Regions from separate parts of the Mus musculus genome. Here region 1 is linked to region 2. Evidence: chromatin contacts called from ENCODE Hi-C or POLR2A ChIA-PET data. All regions are on one chromosome and are shown on one strand. The core of a region is the stretch at or near the end of the contact, and the rest is flanking DNA. Distances in the headings are between cores, read along the strand shown.

Region 1 (3,490 bases), core at 757-3,256, 75 kb after region 2:
TTAATCCAGAAAGGCTGATCAGGCGTTCTTTTGAATATGTGTGTGTGTGTATATATGTATGCTTTGAGATGAGCTCATTCACTTGGCTGAATGGAACTTGGAGATATTCTGATCCAACATTTACTAAGTAACGTCATCTTTCTGGGCGCCAATGTCGGGCCCTAATGTATTGACTATACAGTGAACTAGCTTAACAACAGTCTGGCAGTCTGGTCTTATAAATTAAAAAAAAAAAAAAAAAGATGAAAGAGAAAAAAGAAACACCGGTTTTTAAAGATTTACTAAAACTGCTCTCTTAAGTTTCTTGTCTAATGTGATTTTTACTCTGCGTGCAAATGCAAACGAGGGTCCTCAGAGTGAAGGAAATTCTATATAGTATCTGAGATTTGTCCTGGCAGCCCTACTCACTCGGATCCTAGACGGAAAACACCCAAACGTTCCTCTTGGATGCTTAGAATGCCTAATACACCCTCTACTGCTATGGTCAGCCGGTAGATAGAATCCTCACACACCAGTGGTGGGCACATAGAACTTCAGTCTACTACAACTGCTGTGCCACCTCCCTCCTCCTGCAGTGTGAGGCCTCTTCCGCTCTCCGAAGCTTCCTTTATACTTCATGTATAGCACCTTGTGATGGACCAGCAAAACCCACTGAAACTGAATACACAACTTGGGCGAGGATGTCGCAGATGGAGCCGCATACGCTCCACTCCAAACAAGATAGAAGACTCACACTAGAGAAATGTAATGATTCCTAGACCCCTCTCATTCACCAACTGGGCCAGTACGTGCTACCTAACAGTTTGGGGGATTTGCTTTTTGTTTCCTCAACTTCATATTAAAAAAAATAAATAAATAAAATAAAATTAAGGAAGGAAAGAACCACTTAGCGGTTGCTTTTTGGTTTGTAACAGAAGATGAGTCATACGGACTTATTTATTTTTCTGTTTGAAGGAATGGAATAGCTTAAGAATTAACCCCCTCTTATCAGTGTTCCAGAAGTACCAAAGGCACAGAGAAAGGTCTAAACCTCGGGGGAGGGTGTGTGGGGGGTGTGAATACCACCGGGGACCGGGGGTGGGGGATTAGACCTTAGGCGCCTAGTGCCACCCACACTGTCCCCCAAAGCTCCCATTTTAAACACCGCTTGGTGACGTCACCCCAGGACGTCGTCACCGCGGCGGCTGCTCCTCAAGTTCTACTTTGTTCCACGAGCTCGGCCTTCTAGGAGTTTCTAACTTTGCAGTCTCCCCACCCCCCACCCCCCCCAACCCCTCCCCAGTAACGAAAAAGCCACTCGCAGTTTCTAGAAACCACAACTTCTCCAGGTGGACGCTGCCGAGGTGGAGGGGACGGCAAGCGTGGTCGCGCCGAGAGGCCCTGACCGCCCCGGGCGGCTTTGGCCAGCGGGATCCAGATGCAGCCGGATCGGGCTCCCCTCCCAGCCCGGCGCGGGTGGAGAGAGCCCCCCACGCGCTCCGAGTGGACGGCCTGCGCGCCGCGTCTAACCTGTGCAAACAAACCGGCTTGCCCCTGCCCGCCCGCTGTCGCCTCCCCGGGGGCGGCAGGCGACGTGGCACGCGCCGGAGGAGGCGTCCCAACCCCACCGAGGACCCGCCGCCGCTCCCCTCCGCGCCGCGCATCCCTCGGCCGCTCCGCTTTCGACGTGGCGGCGGGCGCGTCCCAACCTCCCTCCGCCGCGATGCCCGGGGGTCCCCGCCGCGTCCCCTTATGCCAGGCCTGCCCTCCTCACTGCCACCGCGTCCCCGACTCCGACCCCCGGCGGGCTCTCCTCACCGCCGCCGCCGCCGCTCCGGGGGCTGCACCCTCGCCGGGTGCGACCGCGTCCCGTGGCCGGGGAGCCGAGCGCGAGCGCCGCTGCTGCGTCGTCGGGCCGCCGCCGCCGCCGCTGAGCGCGCGCCGACCAGACTGGCGGGCGGCGGAGCGCGCGGCCGACAGGGCGAACGCAGTCCCGACGCGGCCCACGGGGGGCTCGAGGCCCGGAAGAAGGGAGGGGCGATGACTAGGAGAGGCCCGGCGCCGCGAAGAACCAATCCGCGCGCCCTGGGGGCGGGGCTTCCCTCGGGCCCGCCCCCCTCCACCGGTGCGCGTGGCCGGCTCCTGCCTCCGGCCGCGCGCAGAGCCTGGGCTCCGACGGCCGTGCTGGCACGAGGTCGCAGTGCCTCCTGCGCGAGCCCCGAGGGCCTTGCCTCCCTCAGTGGGGTGGGCAGGACGCTTCCTCTTGGCTCTTCGGCCACTCCTCCCCACGCGGGGCTCTCTCCCTTGGATCCGCCCGCCTCTCTGCTGCCTGAGGGCAAGTTCAATCCGGATTCTGCTTTGATGGGCTCTCCCCCTCCTACCCACCTCTGCACGAAGCGGCTGCGGAGGGGAGCTTGGCACTGAGGGCTTGCCAAGTCCCTCCGGTCGTGAGGTCACTAGCTGCCTCCCTGTACGTGAGATGGCTTGGGTAAAACTCTTACCTGGACACTTGGCTGGCAGAGCTCGTGCCTCCATGTGACCGTGGCAGCCTCCTGTTGAGTACGGGGTGTCTCTGCCAGCACTGATGGCCCAATGGATGAGTGGAGTGGCCAGGCTTTGTATTTCTCAGATACTTCTAACTCAAGGACTTGGGGGGGAGGGGTAGCTTTTAAGCCTTGACTAAACACATAAGAAGAGGGAAGATAAACTTTCCGAAGAAAGGCCCATCTTTCCGTCCCTTAGGCTGAACTGGCAGCTAGGTGTTAGTGTTGTGAAAGCAGCTGATAAGTCAGACAGGCCGGAAAAACACAAGACACTCATTAAAAGAGAATTTAAAAATGCAGATTACCATTGTTTTTTTTTTCATTACTTATTTTCTTCATTTACATTTCCAATGCTACCCCATAAGTCCCCCAAACCCTCCCTCCCCCCACTCCCACTTCTTGGCCCTGGTGTTCCCCTGTACAGAGGCATATAAAGTTTGCAAGACTCTTTCTCTTTCCAGTGATGGCCGACTAGGTCATCTTCTGCTACATATGCAGCTAGAGACCAGCTGAGGGGTGGGGGGTGGGGGGCTCCTGGTTAGTTCATATTGTTCCACCTATAGGGTTGCAGATCCCTTTAGCTCCTTGGGTACTTTCTCTAGCTCCTCCATTGGGAGCCCTGTGATCCATCCAATAGCTGACTGTGAGCCTCCACTTCTGTGTTTGCTAGGCCGGGGCATAGCCTCGCAAGAGACAGCTATATCAGGGTCCTTTCAGCAACATCTTCCTAGTGTATGCAATGGTGTCTGCGTTTGGAGGCTGATTATGGGATGGATCCCCGGGTATGGCAGTCTCTAGATGGTCCATCCTTTCGTCTCAGCTCCAAACTTTGTCTCTGTAACTCCTTCCATGGGTGTTTTGGTCCCAATTCTAAGAAAGAGCAAAGTGTCCACACTTTCGTCTTCGTTCTTCTTGAGTTTCATGTGTTTTGCAAATTGTATCTTGTATCTTGGGTATTCTAAGTTTCT
Region 2 (3,786 bases), core at 935-3,434:
AACCCATTGCATTTAATTCATCGAACTGAGCAGCCCTGTGTGTCTCAACCCTAAGGTTGACAACAAAGCCCTTCAGATCTGCTGGTGCCCCTCTCACAGTTCTGTAGTTTAAAGGGTTACTGAAGGGCACGTCTTCTGGACCTTCCCCCTGTGGGAGATTGGGTTTTTACAAGGTCACACACTCTAGTATTGCCATTTCCCTGAACCTTAAAATCCCTTCATCAACATTAAGCCAACGGATATCGGGCATCTCCAACTCCTTTTTAGTAGGCCATCTTTTAGCATCTGAACAAATGCCTCAGCCAACTAGTCAGACGTCTGGCATCCTTGTTGACTGTGCAAGCTTCCATACTAAACCTAGACTCTCCATTCAGTGCACCCATGTCAGTAAACTCAGCCTAATCCAGTTTTATGTTCTTTCTACCATTGTCTCACCCCCTTAAAGTCCATTCCCAGGCTTCTGCTTGACTGAATTAGCCAACGCTTTAAGCTCTTTAGCAGGGTAGCGCACCTCTGCTTGGACTCTACTCTTTTCCCTCCCCCGTAGGAGCCTGTAGCCTTAAGTCTGGTTATTCTTCTGTCCCAGTTATTGTTCTGTTACTATGAATAGACACCACGGCAAAGGCAGCTCTTACAAAATAGGGCATTTAATTGGAGACTTGCCTACCGTTTTCAGTCCATAATTATCATGCAGGGAGCATGCAGACAGGCAATGATGCAGGTATGAGGCAGATGAAGCTGAGAGCCTCATCTTGATCGGAAAGGAGAGGAGGTGGGAAGAGGCAAGAGAGAGCCAGGATCTTATGGGTGTTTTGAAACCTCTAAGCCTGCCCCCAGGGATTCACCTCCTCCAACAAGGCCACACCTACTCCAAAAGGCTGCAGTACCCAATCCTTCTAATCCTTCCAAATAGTGATTAAGCATTTAAATATATGAGCCTGTGGGGACATCCCTATCACCCCCTACACCTGCCTTCTCTCTTTTCTCTGGTTCAACAAGCAACAAGGCATTCCCAATATTCCTTTATTAGTCCCTACTTGCTGAGCACTATGTGCTCTGTGGGGGGGGGGGCAAGCATTTTTTAAAAAAGATTTATTTATTTTTATATATTTGAATACACTGTCGCTGTCTTCAGATATACCAGAAGAGGGTACTTGATCCCATTACAGATGGTTGTGAGCCAGCCACTATGTGGTTGCTGGGAGTTGAACTCGGGACCTGTGGATGAGCAGCCATTGCTCTTAACTGTTGAGCCATCTCTGGACCTACCAAGCATTTTTTTTTTTAATGCACGATTTCACTTTCACTTCTAAATAACTTGCCCACCAAGACCCCTAACTCTTGGCCATTACGCTGGTTTCTTCTGTTTTCTACCTCCTAATATGGGGCTCTTGTGAATTTCAACATTTCTAACAGTTAAAAAAAAAATCTGGGAAGAGCAACCAAGAATAGTTAGCAAAGGCAAGTCTGAGGATAACAGCTTGGGAGAGCTGCAGGGCGGGATTGCACTGGCTTTTCAAATTCCTAATTTCCAAGAGCCACTCCCGTTCACTTAGCCATCCCCAACCGGTCCCACTTTTAAAGTTCTTTTGTCCCTGTGGGCTAACTTCAGGGCTGGAACGACTCATAATCGCAAGGAGGAGAAAAGCCCCAAGTATTTGTTAAACCTGCCGCCTCAATTTATAGGTCTAGTGTATACAGGGGCGGAAGAAAAGCCTCTCCTGAGCCTTCAATAGGAACCTAGCCATTCAAAAAGAAGGCAAGATATTGGCGGGGCTCTCTGATCGCCCTTGGAAACACGGGTGCCAGGAGGTCCCCACCCCTGACCACAGGATGCGGTGACTGCTGGCTAGTGGTGTGTCGAAAGAAACCTAGCTCAAGGTTTAGGGAGAGGGAGCAATTCCGGCCTGGAGCTGGGCTCTGGGGAGGAGGGCGTGACTGTTTCAGCAGTGAGACTGGCTCGCTGCTTCCCAGCTCACAAAGCGATTTAACCAGGAGTCGGGAGAGCTGGAGGTGGCTGCTAGCGCAAGCAGGTGTACAGCGCGCAAGACCGCTGGGACTGGAAGGTTCCTTAGAGGGGAGTGGGGGTGGGGAGGGGGGGTGGGACGCGGGCTGATCCCAGTTTCCATGGCAACCCCAGGGCGCCAACACTGTGGGCTCTTGCTTAGGGGCTCCCGGGTGCTGCCGGAAGTGACGCGTTCACCTGCCGAGCTGGGGCGGGGCGCAGAGGTGCCTTCGCTGCTGCCACCGCCGGGAGCCAGTCGGGAGTGTACCAGGCTCTGGGAAAACCAGGGCTCCCAGCCGAGATCGTTTACCTGCAAGCCACGACCCGGCCGGCAGCTACCATGGCGCGCCTACTGTGCTTCGTGCTCTTGTGCGGGATCGCGGGTGAGTTGCGGCACCTCTCCGTCCCAGTCGCTTGCGCTCCCAGCTCGCGGCCTCCCGGGAACAATGGGGCGTGGGGGGAGGGGGCGGCTCAATTTGGGGGGCGCTGCCGTGGTAGTGGCGGATGGGCACCCATGCACAGGGTGATCTGCCCCGGACCACGCGCGCCAGCCCGGAGAATGCATCGGTCCCCGGGAGCGGCGCAGGGGGCGTGAGGCGTCTGGGAGGCAGCGGAGCGGGGACCCGATCGTCCGGTGGCGGTGGCGGAGGCTCGCCCAGGGGCGTGTGGGGCGCGCCTCCAGGGCAGCTTACCCTGGGGACCATTTGGCTTTATCTGCCCTTGTCTGTTTCCCGCGTCTGCCTGGGTGTTGTGTGCCGCCAGCCTTCCCCGATTTCCAAGCTCCGGGCTGCGAGTTTTTAGGTATCGGGTAGTCCAAGCCGGGGAGGCTGAATTACCAACGCCATTATTTGAGAGAAGACTGAGCCGTTCGGTGTCAGTCGCCCTGGCTACCTTTAGGAAAGAAGCACCGAAGCTGCTGGTTTTTAGTCTCAAAGAACAGGCTAGCTCGACCCAGCAGCTCCGAGACGAGGTATTAGGAGCCGAAGGTCTGAAATCGCTGTTGGGGAGGAGTTAGCCCGGGTTTGTAATAAGTTGATTTTTTTTTTTTTTTTTTGTATGATGATTGACGTTCAGGTGGTGAGGCGTGTGGTGGTAGAAATCGCCCAGTACATCTTTCAGCTGCAGAGCGTCTCTTTCAGGAAATAAGGCATTAAAAAAAAAATGCCTGGACCCCAGGACGCATACGCATTCTAGCACTTAGAAATTAATCTTTTTCTAAGTGTGTTTTTAACAAGTCGGTCTCATTTCCTAATACTAAGCAATTGGAGGAATTTTCGAGCCAAGTGAGTCATGTAAAAGATTTACACGTTCAACTCTGGGAAGCACGCACGCGCACACACACCGTAGCCTCCGAAGAGGATTGCTTAGGATTGCGGGAGTTGGGAAGGTTGTTGGATCTGCCTCAGCTCTACTGGGATGGCTCTCTCTGCTTCCTGCTGAAATGTTAATTCCATTGTTGGATGCCACAGCTGTGGACATTACTCATGGGATCAACATTCTATTAACAAGTCTAATCTGTGGAGCTGAGGCTACCACACCGCCTCCACCTCCACCTTTTTTTTTGGATACAGATCTTTTAGGCTTGGCTGAAATTTCGAAATTAAATCTTGTGAAAAACAGGAAGGGTCGTTGAACCAGTCTGCTCGGTGAATCCCACCTTTGTTTGGTAAAACAAACCGAAGTTGAATACATCCAAAGCAGAAATTGGAGGAATGAAGAGGATGCAGGGAACTATCTTCCTCTTTTTTCTTTCTTATGAAGTAATGCTTTTTCCCCCTCTT

The links. A loop is a pair of places that touch in the nucleus more often than their neighbours do. ChIA-PET counts read pairs that join two places held with the same protein, here RNA polymerase II (POLR2A).
Region 1: POLR2A ChIA-PET joins it to region 2 with 18 read pairs in embryonic stem cell. The contact joins the promoter of Btg3 here to the promoter of Cxadr in region 2. A Hi-C loop is called at or near these places in 2 of 37 maps with a recorded cell type or tissue (T-helper 17 cell and regulatory T cell). POLR2A ChIA-PET finds 5 or more read pairs at or near these places in 3 of 5 experiments (Patski and embryonic stem cell).

Annotation. Positions count from the first base shown.
Region 1 is chr16:78,374,804-78,378,293 of GRCm38, forward strand. Btg3 (BTG anti-proliferation factor 3) reads right to left here and starts at 2,007. Exons shown (of 5, transcript NM_009770.3): 1 at 1,798-2,007.
Region 2 is chr16:78,299,487-78,303,272 of GRCm38, forward strand. Cxadr (coxsackie virus and adenovirus receptor) reads left to right here and starts at 2,185. Exons shown (of 7, transcript NM_001025192.3): 1 at 2,185-2,388. The coding sequence starts at 2,346.